2 separate regions of the Homo sapiens genome follow, and region 2 is linked to region 1. Evidence: chromatin loops called from intact Hi-C (ENCODE). Cell type or tissue: B cell. All regions are shown on one strand.

Region 1 (8,000 bases):
ACAACTTCATACCATATTAGTTAGGGATTCAAAAATATTAATAAGCCCTAAATGCCTTCATCAAAAAGTTAAAAAATATCAAATTAACAATCTAACTTTTCACTTAATAGAACAATAAGAAAGAACAAACCAATCCCAAAGCTATCAGAAGAAAATAAATTACTAAAATTAGAGAACTAAATAAAATTCAGATGCAAAAATCCATAAAGAGCAATGAAACCAAGAGTTGGCTCTTTAAAACAACAAACAAGATTGATAGGCTGCTAGCTAAATTAACACAGAAAAAAAAATATCGAAATCAATACAATCAGAAATGACAAAGATGACATTACAACTGATACCACAGAGATACAAAAGATCCTCAGAGAATACTATGAACCACTCTATTTATACAAACTAGAAAGTCTAGAGGAAATAGATAAATTACTGGAAGCAGTAATTTATTGAATCAGGAAGAGATTGAAACCCTGAATAGACCAATATCAAGCAATAAAATTGAATCATTAAAAAAAAAACTACCAACCAAATAAAACTCTGGACCATATGGATTTACTGCTGAATTCTACCAGATGTATAAAGAACTGCCACCAATCCTATTGAGACTATTCCAAAAAAATGAGGAGGAGGGACTGCTTCCCAACTCATTCTATGAAGCCAGTATCAGCCTACTACAAAAATCTGGCATAGATTCAATGAAAGAAAACTTTAGGCCAATATCCCTGATTAACACAGTCCCAAAAGTCTTCAACAAAATACTAGTAAACTGAATCCAACAGCACATCAAAACATTAATTCACCATAACCAAGTGGGCTTTATTCCTGGAGTGCAAGGTTGGTTCACCACAGGCAAGTCTATAAATGTAATTAACCACATAAACAATTAAAAGTGAAAACCATTTCACTTTTACTTAAAATTTTTTCACTTTTTACATTAAATGTAATTAACCCATAAAAAATCAAAAGTGAAAACCATATGATTATCTCAATAGATGCAGAAAAAGCTTTTGATTAAATCCAACATCCCTTCATGATAAAACCTTCAACAGACTTGGCATCAAAGGAACATACCTCAAAATAATAAGAGCCATCTATGACAAACCCACAGCTAGCATCTTACAGAACAGGCAAAAGCCAGAACCATTCCCCTTGAGAACTGGAACAAGACAAGGATGTCCACTCTCATCACTCCTATACTATATCATTCAATATACTATTGAAAGTCCTGGCCAGAGCAATCAGGCAAGAGAAAGAAATAAAAGGCATCCAACTAGGAAAAGAAGTCAAACTCTCTCTCTTCACTGACAACATGATTCTATAATGGAAAGCCCGAAAGACTCTGCCAAAGGGCTAACAGAACTGATAAATGATTTTAGCAAGGTTTCAGGAGAAAAAAGTTAACGTAGACAAATCAATAGTATTTCTATACACTAATAGTGCCCAGGCTGAGAGTCAAATCAAGAACACAATTCCATTTACAATAACCACAAAGAAAATGAAATACTAAAAATATACCTAACAAAGGAGGTGAAAGATCTCTACAAAAACTACAAAACTCTGCTGAAATAAATCAGAGATAATACAAATAAATGGAAAGCCATTCCATGCCTATGGATTGGAAGAATCAATATCATTAAAATGGCCATACTGCCCAAAGCAATTTACAAATTCAATGCTATTTCTGTCAAACTACCAATGTTATTCTTTGTAGAATTAGAGAAAAAATATTCTAAAATTTATATGAGACCAAAAAAGACACAAAACAGTCAAAGCAATCCTAAGCAAAAAGAACAAAGATGGAGGTATCATACTACCTGGCTTCAAACTATACTATAAGGCCACAGTAACCCAAACAGCATGTTACTGGTACAAAAACAGACACATAGACCAATGGAACAGAGTAGGAAACTGAGAAATAAGCCTTCACACCTATAATCATCAGATCTTTGACAAAGCTGACAGAAACAAGCAAAGGGGAAAGAACTCCCTATTCAATAAATGGTGCTGGGATATCTGGCTAGTCATATGCAGAAGAACGAAATTAGACCCTTACTTTTCAGCATATATAAAAATTAACCAAGATATATGAAAGATTTAAATGTAAGACCTTAAACTATACAAATCCTAGAAGACAACCTAGGAAATAGCCTTTTTGACATCAGCCTTGGCAAATGATTTTTGGCTGAGTCCCAAAAGCAATTGCAATGAAAACAAAAATTGATAAGTGGAACCTAATTAAACTAAAGAGCTCCTGCACAGCAAGAGAAACTATTAATAAAGTAAACAGACAACCCACAGAATGAAAGAAAATACTCACAAACTATGAATCTGACAAAGGTCTAATATCCAGAATCTGTAAGAAACTTAATCAAAGAATAACTTTACCTGTACTATTACATCATGAGTGGGAGATCAGCAGGTATCAGAATAAAGATGCAGCTCCTGCTGATTTTCATTTTACCCAGCTGAAAAGATTGGGTCCTGTTGCTCATATGAACCAGGGCAGCTGGAGCTTTCTTTCCCTTCCACATGCTTAATTCCTCCTGTAGGGATATAGCAGAACTTATAACTAACTGTAGAAGAAATATTTCATGCCCTTGGAAATCACCTGTGCAAGCTGTCCCCCTACTTCTTTACATATGTCAAGTCCACACCATCAGAATTCTCTTACTTTCTGTATTTCTGGTATTTCTGGGGAAGCACCTTTGAGTTTGCTTTCGCTTTTTTTTCTTTTTTTTTTTTTTGAGTCAGGGTTTTTGCTTTGTTGCCCAGGCTGGAGTGCAGTGATTTGATCATAGCTCACTGTAGCTCTGAACTCCTGGGCCCGAGCAATCCTCCTGCCTCCGCTTCCCTTACCATTATGCCCGGTTAAGTTTTAAAATATTCTGTAGAGACAGGGTCTTCCTATGTCCCCCACGTTGGAGTTTGCATTTTCAATAATCTCTTCAGATCATTCTGATGCAAAGCCAGGGTGAGAATTGATGTCTGAAGGAGTAATAACAAATATATTATTTTTGCTTCCTTGCAAAATTGTTTTATTTGTGTCTCTTTGGATTTTAGTCTCCTTTCTGAAATATATTTGTTAATTTATTGAGTGATTGATTCATTTATTAATTAATCTAAAATTTATTTAGCCTACTATGCCCCAGGAATTGTACTAAGTGAGGGTAAGGAGGAGGAACGATAAGGGAGATAAATAAGAAACAAATTTCAGCATAAAGTGAAAATGATAATACAGTTAGTCTCAGCAATGAGGAAGGGCACTTAATCTAAGACATAATCACACAGCATGACTAAAATATACATGAGGTGGAGAAGGCAGGAAAGTAAGCGGGCCCGTGTGCCCCTGTCCTTGGTGCTGAACCATCCCTTCACCTTCTGTGGTAAGGAAGTCTTTCCCAATACCTGGCTGCTGGTGATTTCTATATTACCACCACTAATTCTGAACCAGACGAGGAAAGGGCCAGAGGAAATGGAGGAATGTAGATGTAAGCAGAATAAACAGACTGTTGGAGAAAAATCTGTTGAATTATTGACTCAGTGATGCTAGGAATTTGAGAGAGTAGTGAATGGGGATTTTGACTAATAAATGTGGAAGAAAGTTTTCTCGTTTGGAAAAGTAAGCTCTCCAGTACTTTCTATAATGCTATACTTATGACATTAGAGACTTTCAGGAAGTGCTAAAAATCTGAATTGACCCCTGAAATATACCTATTATTGGGGGAACAAGCCCCCAATATTTCAATGTAGGTTATTTCTATTTTCCATAAGTGTCCGCCAGCTGAGAAATAAAGAGAGGCAGTACAAAGAGAGGAATTTTACAGCTGGGCCACCAGGGGTGACATCACATATCAGTAAGACCATGATGCCCGCCTGAGTCTCAGACCAGCAAGTTTTTATTAAGGGTTTCAAAAGGGGAGGGGGTGTAAGAACAGGGAGTAGGTACAAAGATCACATGCTTCAAAGGGCAAAAAGCAGAACAAAGATCACATGCTTCTGATAGAACAGGACAAAGGGCAAAAGCAGAACTACTGATAAGGGTACAACAAAATCACAAGGTAAAGGGCAAAAGCAGAACTATCGATAAGGGTCTATGTTCAGCGGTGCACGTATTGTCTTGATAAACATCTTAAACAACAGAAAACAGAGTTCAAGAGCAAAGAACCGGTCTGACCACAAATTTTCCAGGGCGGAGTTTTCCCCACCCTAGTAAGCCTGAGGGTACTGCAGGAGACCAGGGCGTATCTCAGTCCTTATCTCAACCGCATAAGACAGACATTCCCAGAGCGGCTGTTTATAGACCTCCTGCCAGGAATGCATTCCTTTCCCAGGGTATTAATATTAATATTCCTTGCTAGGAAAAGAATTTAGCGATATCTCTCCTACTTGCACGTCCATTTATAGGCTCTCTGCAAGAAGAAAAATATGGCTCTTTTTGCCCGACCCTGCAGGCAGTCAGACCTTATGGTTGTCTTCCCTTGTTCCCTAAAAATCACTGTTCTTTTTCAAGGTGCGCTGATTTTATAGTGTTCAAACACAGGTTTTACAATCAATTTGTACAGGTAACACCTCAGTGGTCCTGAGGTGACGTACATCCTCAGCTTAGAAAGATAACAGGATTAAGAGATTAAAGTAAAGACAGGCATAAGAAATTATAAAAGTATTATTTGGGAACTGATAAATGTCCATGAAATCTTCACAATCTATGTTCCTCTGCTGCAGCTCCAGCCAGTCCCTCCATTTGGGGTCCCTGACTTCCCGCAACAACCTATAAATGAAGGGGGCCTGAGAGACATTCCAAGGAGAGAAAATCTTATTAATAATAAAGTGCTTGTTCAAGGATCTATACGTAGTTCAATATGGCAAGAACATAGAGTGTCATAGCAAGATAAAATGGTGAAAATGTAGCTAAGGAGTTAGATCACCACAAAGTATCTTGTACATAGAATTTATAAGAAGGTGCTGGCTGGCTAGGTCATTCTGATAAGAGTCTGAAACTAAATGGAGTCTAAAATTTTGGCTGTTCAGCAGTAAATGTGGGTAGAGGAGGAGAACGAGTTTCTGTTATGCATGTTGATTTCTGCCTAAAAGTATCTACACATATATGCACATATATATGAGATACATACGAATACACAGATATAGACAGATTTAAGAGCCAAATGGTTGCTAGCCACAGCTACTCCCAGTCACACATAGAAGGTGAGCTAGCATTGTGAGTGAGAAACAATGTTGCTTAGTCCTCACTTTAATAATATTGGGTTTGATTATGAGTGTTTCTTCTCACAGAGTTAATGTTTAGCAAACCCAAACATCTTCTAGGGATCCTCTAGGTGTTGAAATATCAAACTAATTCTGTACTGATTCATTAAGAGCTGTTACACAGAGCTTCCAAGTGACTCCTGCTGGCATTTTGGCACTTCCTTGCCCAACCCAGGGCTTCTTCCTTGTCAGTGAATAAATGGGTCCTGCCCAGCCAATGAGGAACCTCCAGAACCAGGTCTGGCACATGTCCTTCTAGTTGGTTGATTATTGAGCCATTGCTGATGTGTTTGAACATCACCCCTGCCTACTCATGCTGTGACTCATTGATTCCAGAGGGCACTGTGAGATGTTCTCTTGGAAGGTCATCCACACTATTCTTATCTGAAAAAAAATGGTTTTCTGATTTTTGGCACATCAATGGGTAAGCACATTACTAATGAAGTATCAATTAAATTTCTTCATGGTAACTTTGCATTTCTGCATTTCACTTCTTTTATAAATTGTCCTTGATCATTTAAATATTTTTATTTTTTTTTGTTTATAAGTTTTACCAATTGTACTTAAAATACTAGCAAGCTGTCAGGGCTCATGCCTATAATGCCAGGGCTTCAGGAGGCAGAGGTTGGAGGATTGATGGAGGCCAGGAGTTCTAGACCAGCCTGGGCAACATAGCGAGAACCCCATCTCTACAATATAAAATAAAATAATTAACCAGGTGTGGTGGTGCATGACTGTAGTCTCAGCTACTCTGGAAGCTGAGGTGCAAGAATTGCTTGAACCCAGGAGTTTGAGGTTACAGTGAGCTATAATTGTGGCACCATACTCCAGCCTGGGTGACAGAGGGAGGCCAGGTCTCAAAACAAACAAACAAACAATTAAGCTGTTTATTATCAGTATTCCTGTCCAGAACACATTGTTTTCATTTTAAATCTTATCTGATGGTGGTACTTTTTAGATTAATGTGTATTTTTAATAGCCACACTCTTTTTCTAGATAGAGTTTCCTGAATTTTGGCCTTGTTTGGAAAATGATTTAGATAACATCATATTATTTTATCCATAAGTATTTCAGTGAGTATTTCTACAAAGCAGTATGACTAAAATACTCTTGTCACATCTGAAAGAAATAACAGTAATCTCTCTCTCTTTTTTTTAGAGACAGAATCTTGCTCTGTCACCCATGCTGGAGTGCAGTGGTGTGATCTCGGCTCACTGCAACCTCTGCCTCCTGAGTTCAAGCGTTTCTCCTGCCTCAGCCTCCCGAGTAGCTGGGATTACAGGCACACACCACCACGCCCAGCTAGTTTTTGTATTTTTAGTAGAGAGGGGGTTTCAACATGTTGGCCAGGCTGGTCTCGAACTCCTGACCTCAGGTGATCCACCTGCCTCGGCCTCCCAAAGTGCTGGGATTACAGGGGTAAGCCACCACGCCCAGCCAATAATTTCTTAATACCACCAACTATTCAGTCAACATTTGGCTTTCCCTAATTGTCTCTTGGATGTTTTGCTAAATTCACATGTTGGTTTATATCAGTTATTTTAGTATCATTATGAATAAATGGGTTTTAAATATTGTTTATGTATTATTATTATTATCATTGAGATGGAGTCTCACTCTGTCGCCCAGGCTGGAGTGCAGTGGCACGATCTCAGCTTATTACAAACTCCACCTCCTGGGTTCATGCCATTCTCCTGCCTCAGCCTTCCAAGTAGCTGGGACTACAGGTGCCCACCACCACCACGCCAGGCTAATTTTTTGTATTTTTAGTAGAGACGGGGCTTCACTGCACTCCAGCCTGGGCGACAGAGCGAGACTCCATCTCAAAAAAAAAAAAAGAAAGAAAGAAAGAAAGAAAAAATCTATAAGCAAAGAAACAATAAACACAAATTTTAAAATGATAAATTACCAGTGGGAGTGAAATGGATGAGCAGGAAGGGCAAAGAGATTAGGAAGGAGCCCACAGAGAGCTTCAAAAAGGTAATGTTCACGTCTTAAGCTAAGCATGGGATGCATAAGTTATTTTTATTTTGACTTATGAGTCCTTTTGACTTGTAACTCATTCACATAAACATTTTGCATTTGTTCAATATTTACTATATTCTCTGAAGAATCATGCATCAAGTGGTAATGTTTAGACATCAAGAATATGCATCAATGGGCTAGGTGTGTTGTCTTATGCCTGGAACCCCAGCATTTTGGGAGGCCTAGGTGGGTGGATTGCTGAGCGCAGGAGTTTGACAGCAGCCTGGGAAACATGGCAAGACCCCAACTCTACAAAAAATATAAAAATTACCTGGGCGTGGTGATGTGTATCTGTGGTCCCATCTACTCAAAGGCTGAGGTGGGAGAATTGCTTGAGCCTGGGAAGTTGAGGCTGCAGTAAGCTGTGATCATGGCACTGCACTCCAGCCTGGATGACAGAGTGAGATACTGTCTCAAAAAAAAAAAAAAAAAAAAAAAAAAAAAGCCTCTGTAAGATGAATGAAGTAACTAACTGACAATATTCTGTGAATGCTTATTTGTGGCTTAGAATAAAGATTGCAGAGCCAGAATCATACATATAAAATGTGGACACTGTGCTCAGTGATTCCAAAGTGATGGTGACAACAGTGATGTCAAAGGTACATGTGGATAATTTAAATACAATTTTTTTTTTGAGATGGAGTCTCCCTCTGTCACCCAGGCTAGAGTGCAGTGGTGCAATCTCAGCTCACTGCAGCCTCTGCCTCCTGGGTTCA
Region 2 (8,000 bases), 89 kb before region 1:
GAAAGAGATTTCTCCACTCCATCCTATTGTGGCTTTATTCTCCTAAACATTGCTGGGGAGTCAATGTGAGGAGGACAATTTGAGATGGACAAGTGCATTGCAACAAATTCTTTGTCTTTCTTGACTACATTCTAAAATTCTAAATGACTCTAAAAATTCTTAGGGAAAAGAAGATGCAAACTACAGTGTATCCTTCATGTATTGTTTCTGACTAGCAAATTTTATGATAATTATTCCTAAGAAGGGTGTTTTATTTGTTTATTTATTTGTTACTGTGCTCAGTAACTTTACAGAGAGTGTTATTCTTGTCATCAGCTAATTATTTTCTTTATTTCTCTGGAGGCAAGAACTGTAATTAAGAATTTAGCATTATTTGTCTTGGTTCAGAACTGAGTCATCATTAAATTTTCCAAGCAAAAATACATTATTTTGTTTATACAAATTATTTTTAAGACTAAGTAAATAGAAAATAATAGTAAAAATTTGGCTTACAAAATTATGACCTTAGCAATGGTAATAAATTTAATTTCTATATTTGACTGATTAATAGGGGAAAGACATAAATATATTATAGGGGATTTGAGTAAAAATTAGGCTTAGCTTATAAATTATTTGTTGAAAACTAGTTATGTGCCAGAAAATGTAAATAAATTTCTCAAAGGAGAAATAGCCACATTCTCTGACCAAGATACAACAATAATGAAAATGAAAAATAAGGGCTAAAACAAATTTTAAAAAAAACTCCTTAAGTAGAAAACATTTTCCTTAACAGCTGAGGAAACAGAGAAGAAAATTTCAAAAGGACAATATCAAACTACCTAGAAAATAAAAAAGTCGGGAAACAACAGGTGCTGGAGAGGATGTGGAGAAATAGGAACACTTTTACACTGTTGGTGGGACTGTAAACTAGTTCAATCATTGTGGAAGATAGTGTGGTGATTCCTCAGGGATCTAGAACTAGAAATACCATTTGACCCAGCCATCCCATTACTGGGTATATACCCAAAGGACTATAAATCATGCTGCTATAAAGACACATGACACGTATGTTTATTGCGGCACTATTCACAATAGCAAAACTTGGAACCGACCCAAATGTCCAACAATGAGAGACTGGATTAAGAAAATGTGGCACATATACACCATGGAATACTATGCAGCCATAAAAAATGATGAGTTCATGTCCTTTGTAGGGACATGGATGAAATTGGAAATCATCATTCTCAGTAAACTGTCACAAGGACAAAAAACCAAACACCGCATGTTCTCACTCATAGGTGGGAATTGAACAATGAGAACACATGGACACAGGAAGGGGAACATCACACTCTGGGGACTGTTGTGGGGTGGGGGGAGGGGGGAGGGATAGCATTAGGAGATATACCTAATGCTAAATGACAAGTTAATGGGTGCAGCACACCAGCATGGCACATGTATATATATGTAACTAACCTGCACATTGTGCACATGTACCCTAAAACTCAAAGTATAATAATAATAAAAGAAAAGAAAAGAAAATAACCACAGTAAAGAAAATACACACTTATACACAATTTAATTAAAGTCAAATTCAGAGGAAATTTTGGAGAAAAAAGTAATGAAAGCAGACAATAATTAAAACAGAACAGTAAATAAGAATAAAGTAGATAATAATAGAATTAGTGAAAGTATATTCAAAAATATCAAAGAATTTGGTGCTTTAAAATCCTACCAGAATCTAAAACATGAAGTGAAATATGGCCTTAATTTTTTGATGATAGCATATTATAGTCTTTGTTTGTTACCTATTTTATCATTAATAACTTATTACTACTGCCTTACAATGGTCCAGTGATGCTCTGATATAAAAGGCAAATAATGTATTAAGATACAACTTAGGTTTGTTATGATGTAGACACTGAGAGAAAAAAGTGATACTGGAAAATTAGCTTTGTTAATTTTTTGGTCAGGTGTTCATGGATCTTTCCAGAAAAACTTTCAGTAATCCCTCTCTCCCTCCCTCCATCCCTCCCTCCCTTCCTTCCTTCCTTCCCTTTTCCTACCTTCCTTCCTTCCTTTCGACAGAGTCTTGCTTGGTCACCCAGGCTGGAGTGCAACGGCAAGATCTTGGCTCACTGCAACCTCCGCCTCCTAGGTTCAAGCGACTTTCCCACCTCAGCCTTCCAAGTAGCTGGGACTAAGGGTGCATGCCACCTCGCTCAGCTAATTTTTATATTTTCAATAGAGACGCGGTTTCACCGTGTTGGTCCAGCTAGTCTCAAACTCCTGACCTCAAGTGATCCACCGACCTTGGCCTCCCAAAGTGCGGAGATTACAGGCATGAGACACCACATCCAGAGAGTTTCAGTAATACTTTCAAGAAATCATTCATTAAGTCCTTGCACTTTCGGCTCCATACAACTTCTCTGCTGTCCAAGGGCTTGACAAAGGTATTAGTCAGGCCATAAAAATATCCAGATTTCATAAATACCAATAAAGACCCAGCTTTAAGTGTTTTCTGAAGGAATGGTGGTAACAAGTTTACCCTTTCAGAGCAAATAATTTAGTCATTGTAGCTATGATCCAGATTATCTTTAGGATAAATCTTCCCTGATCTTTGTTTGGTATTATACTTATTCCTGTTATCTAATCTCTATAGATATTGCTTCAGAGGGAAGCAGAAAACTCATACTTATCTGTGTCTTCCTCTCCCTCCTCATTTTTAAGCCCTGCAATTATACTTCCCATTGCATAGAGAGCATTTCCACCAGGCAGCCCTACCGGTGGTTTAAATGCAACATGGCCTCCTTCCAGCCTCCTCTTCAGCCTGTTCCCAGGTCCCCTGGCTTACCAGTATAGGTTTTGGTATAGGGAGATCTAAGCCAGATGTTATCTTGGGAACTGGGGACAAAGTCAGCACAGAGAAACCCTGGATGAAAATCAGATACTGAGTTAGGAGTTGAACAGTGCAGTGAAGTGAGGCTGCGACTGGATGTCTGGGTAAAGGATACCAAAATCAAAGGTGAGGCCAGGCACAGTGGCTGATACCTGTAATCCTGGCACTTTGGAAGGCGGAGGCAGGAGGATTGCTTGAGGCCAAGAGTTCAAGACCAGCCTGGCAGCAGAGTTAGACCCTGTCTCTTAAAAAAGAAAAATTCAAATGCGATAGTTACCAGAAATTGGGGAACTGAAAAAGAAGCGTACATTAGAATTTGAAAAAGCAGACCAGAGAAAGGGAAGACAAGGCTCGGAGAAGAAACACAGGTGGGCTGACTTGATGGCTATGAACATCTGCAATGACCAAGCACAGCCTAGCTCCTGTGCTGTGAGTGTCTAAAAGGAGCCACTTGGACACAAGGACTCCTCTTTTCAGATAGTATCCCTCTCTTGCTAAAGAAACAAACACCCAAAAAACCAGCCTACATTTATCTTGACCTATAGCCCAATAACCTTCACTAAGCCAATCTTCTCAGAAGCATCACCTATTCTGGAAGTCCCAAATATGATCAGTTTGTCTGGTCAGTTTAGCCTTTCTAATGCCCTTGAACTTGTCCCACACTTTCCCCAGCTACCATCCTAGTACAGGTCTTCCACATCTTATCAGGATTCTGCCCCCAGCTTACTTTTCATCTTCCTATCTCCAATCTCTCCTTCTTTTCTTTTGTAATTATTTTTCATATGCCTACACAGGCTCAAACAGTCTCTCCTTTTTTTTTTTTTTTTTTTTTAGACAGGTTCTTGCTCTGTCACCCAGGCTGGAGTGCGGTGGCATGATCACGGCTCATCGCAGTCTCAACCTCCTGGACAAAAGCCATCCTCCCACCTCAGCCTCCTGAGTAGCTGGGAATACAGATGCTCGCCACAGTCTCTGCTTCTTAAATCAGCTTCTATAATGCCACCAGAGTTTTCTTCTTAAAACCCAGTTCTGTCATATTCTTTCAAGTAGCAAAACTTTTCAGTGGCTCTCTACTGTCCATAGGATTTAATATAAACTCCATAAGGTGGCTTTTAAATTTTTCCATAGTCCAACCCGCATCAACCCCTCCAACCTCATCTTTCAGACATCCATCCTGTTCTCTCCTAAAATCTACTCCGCTGCTATCACTGCTATTTTCCCTATAATTCCTAGGCACACCAAAGGCTTTCACTTAATGTACTGAACCCAGAGTGCAAATTGCACCTAGTGCATCCATTTTCCCGTGGATAGAGCAGCTCCTTGCATGCAGGTGAAATGAAACAATCCACCTATTTAAAGTGTATAATTCAATGGTTCTGGCATATTCACAGGGTTGTGCAACCATCACCACAATCTAATTTTAGAACATTTTCTTCTCCTATAAAAGAAACCCTGTATCCGTTCACTCCTCCTCTCCCCATCCCTTAGCAATCATTATTCTACTTCCTCTCTATATAAAGCTGCCTATTCTGGACATTTCCTATCAATGGGATGATACATTAATGTGGTCTTTTGTGTCTGGCTTCTTTCACTTAATGTGTTCAAAGTTCAATCCAAAATGTAATATGTGCTGACACTTCATTTCTTTTTATTAGTTGATGGACATTTGGGTTGTTTCCATTTTTTCAGCTAATACAAATTATGCCGGTATGAACACTTGCCTGCACATTTTTGTGTGGATGTATGTTTCGATTTCTCTTGGCACTCCTAAGAGTGCAACTGCTGGGGCATATGGTAACTCTGTAAGTATTTAACTTTTGAAGAATTGACACACTGTTTTCCAAAGCTGTGGCCTTGGAACCACAAACCAAAAAAAAAGAAATCCCCCAAAACTCTAAACAGCTGAATCAGCAGACATAGTGTAAAATTCAACTTCGGGAAGTGTATGTATTTTATATGTGTTTCACATAACAGTAACCACGTAACTTTACTAAGTTAACGTGAGCATCCCCAAAGACGTTTTTCTTCTTATTATTATTATTCTTTTTTTTTTTTGTTCTGTCACCCAGGCTGGAGTGCAGTGATGCAATCTCAACTCACTGCTACCTCTGCCTCCTGGGTTCAAGCAATTCTCCTGCCTCAGCCTCCCAAGTAGCTGGGATTACAAGCGCCCGCACCACACCTGGCTAACTTTTTTGTATTTTAGTAGAGACAGGGCTTCACCATGTTGGCCAGGCTGGTCTCAAACTCCTGACCTTGTGATCCGCCCGCCTCGGCCTCCCAAAGTGCTGGGATTACAGGCGTGAGCCACTGTGCCCAGGCCTGACTTTTTCCTTCTTAATGATACACTCACAGTACTTTACTCCATGGCCCATATTTATATTTAAATTAGCCGAGCAATATCATATACTGTTTTTCCTGGCATCCCTCTCATTTGCCTCTTGGCAAAAAATCAGAACTACCCAACTCCATTCAGCATCCTGTCTCATCCATTTCCTGAACAGCCAGAATAGAGTCCTGCAGCAGAGACAGCCTCTGAGCAGAGACAGCCATCAAAAATGAAATTGTTCCCTCATTGCTTCATCATGTGTTGTCAAACTGTGGAGAGCCATTCAAAGCCCTCCCAATTTCTCCACATCCTCATCAATACCTGTTATTGTCTCTCTTTTGGATTATAGCCATGCTAATGGATGTGAGGTGGTATCTCACTCTGTTTTTAATTTTTAATTTTGGTGGGTACATAGGTGTATATATGTACGGGATACAGGCGTGCAATGCATAATTGCATCATGGAGAATGAGGTATCCGTCCCCTCCAGCATTTATCCTATGTGTTACAAACAATCCAATTATATTCTTTGAGTTATTTTAAAATGTACAATTAAATTATTATTGACTATAGTCATGCTGTTGTGCTAGCAAATACTAGGTCTTATTCATTCTTTCTGGTTTTTTTGGACCCATTAACTACCCCACATCTCCCCCACCCCAGCTACCATTCCCAGCCTCGGTAACCATCCTTCTACTCTCTACCTCCATGAGTTCAATTGTTTTTATTTTTATTTTTTATTTATTTATTTTTTTCGAGACAGAGTCTCACTCTGTCGTCCAGGCTGGAGTGCAGTGGCACGATCTCAGCTCCTTGTCCCATCAGATTCCTGAGCAGCCAGAATAAAGTCCTGCAATCCTGCAACCTCTGCCTCCTGGGTTCAAGCAATTCTCCTGCCTCAGCCTCCCAAGTAGCTGGGACTACAGGCATCCACCACCACGCCCGGCTAATTTTCATATTTTTAGTAGACATGGGCTTTTGTCATGTTGGCCAGGCTGGTCTTGAATTCCTGACCTCAAGTGATTCACCTGCCTCAGCCTCCCAAAGTGCTGGTATTACAGGCGTGAGCCACTGCACTGGGCCTGTTTCTATTTTTAGATCCCATAAATAAGTGAGAACATGCCATGTTTGTCATTCTGTGCCTGGATTTTTTTACTTATAATGACCTCCAGTTCCATCCATGTGGCAAATGACAAGATAACATTCTTTTTCATGGCTGAATAGTACTCCATTGTGGATAAGTACCATATTTTCTTTACCCATTCACCTGTTGATGGAATTTGGGTTGTTTCCAAATCTTGTGAACAGTGCTGCAACAAACACAGAAGCGCAGATATCTTTTTGATATACTGATTTCCTTCCTTTTGGGTATACACCCAGCAGTGGGATTGCTAGATCATATGGTAGATCTATTTATCGTTTTTCAAGGAAATCTCAAATTGTTCTCCATAGTGGTTGTACTCATTGTGGTATTGATTGGTATTTCCTTTATGACTAGTGACGTTGAGCATTTTTTTCCTGTGCTTATTGGCCAGTATCTGCCAGGGGCAACTGTCCCTTGAGGCCTTTTTCAGGAGGGCTAGAGTCTGTGCTATAGCCCAGAGGAACACTAGTGGTCTCCATGGCCAGGTCAGTAGGATATCTGAGAATTCTAGGTCCAGAGGGGACAAACACCAAATCTGGCAAGTCCACGTCATCAGAGAAAGGCAAGCAGGAGATGAATGAGTGGATGGAGGAGGAAGGCCAGTGCTTCTAGTCGAGGAGCAGGGACCTGGCAGGAAAGCCCTGTCCCACCCTCACTGTCACTGTGTATGCAGGCTGTCCTCATGTCTCCCAGCTCAGAGCAAATATCTCATAGGATGGGCTCATCCACAGTCCATGCCCAGCACACCACTCCAATTTCATCTCCATCTTCTTCTCATTAAACCTTGCCTTACAGTGAAAGGAGTTTTTCTCCTCCTGTAAACACACCATTGCCATTACCTCTGTGCCATTTCTCCACTCAGATAAGTCCTACCCACTACACAAAGCCAACTCAAGACCTACAGCTCCATTCTGGCAGCATCAGAATCACGACTTTGACAGTTCATGACCTGCTTTATGACTTGTTTATCTCTTTATAGACATTTTTTAATCTCTTCAGCCACATTACAGGAGCAATATTTATACCTCAACTCTCTTAGTACTGGCACAGCACCACCACTGGCACTTAAAATGAAATATATGCTAGCTAGTATTAATGCATAATAAGAATAATGTAAAATATTTAAATGAAGATAGTATATCTTAATTAAAAAGAATAGTAGGAGTTATACTCAGAAACAGAAATTCAAATACTGCATGTTCTCACTTATAAGTGGAAGCTAAACAATGAGTATACATGGCTATACAGAGTGGAAAAATAGACATTGGAGGCTACAAAATATGGAGGGTTGAAAAATTACCGATTGGGTACAATGTTCACTATTTAGGTGACCTGTTCACTGAAAGTCCAGACTGCACCAGGATGAAATATATGCATGTAAGAAATCTACACTTGTACCCCCTAAATATATAAAAATTAAAAAAAGAATAGTAGGAGCTATAAATATGGAGCAACTACTACAGGTCAGACACCTACAGTATCTCATTTAATTCTCAAAACAATTCTATGAGATAGTGACATGATTCCAATTTTATAGGTTACAAAAATCAGGCCTAGAGAAATTAGATAGTTAGATAACTACATTGTCTTCTGAAAACATGAATTGTGATTATTAAGAGGTGGAAATTGGTGGCTTCCTTGGTAATATGTTTG

What was found. A loop is a pair of places that touch in the nucleus more often than their neighbours do. Peaks named below come from ENCODE experiments on the same cell type or tissue, not always from the same donor. Only the 100,000 strongest peaks of a DNase experiment are listed, where the experiment ranks them.
Region 2: it touches region 1 in a loop (2.8-fold over the local background); 2 of 110 quality-filtered maps call a loop at or near these places.

What each region holds. Positions count from the first base shown.
Region 1 is chr10:26,363,357-26,371,356 of GRCh38, reverse strand. No RefSeq gene overlaps it. Among named protein-coding and RNA genes, the nearest start is that of APBB1IP, 71 kb to the left of the region's middle. In B cell, no CTCF peak of the experiment used is centred here; a DNase peak (open chromatin) is centred at 3,346; H3K27me3 peaks cover 209 bases.
Region 2 is chr10:26,452,445-26,460,444 of GRCh38, reverse strand. All of the region lies in intron 2 of APBB1IP (amyloid beta precursor protein binding family B member 1 interacting protein), which reads right to left. Among named protein-coding and RNA genes, the nearest start is that of APBB1IP, 18 kb to the right of the region's middle. In B cell, no CTCF peak of the experiment used is centred here; a DNase peak (open chromatin) is centred at 3,204; H3K4me3 peaks cover 893 bases; H3K27ac peaks cover 6,042 bases.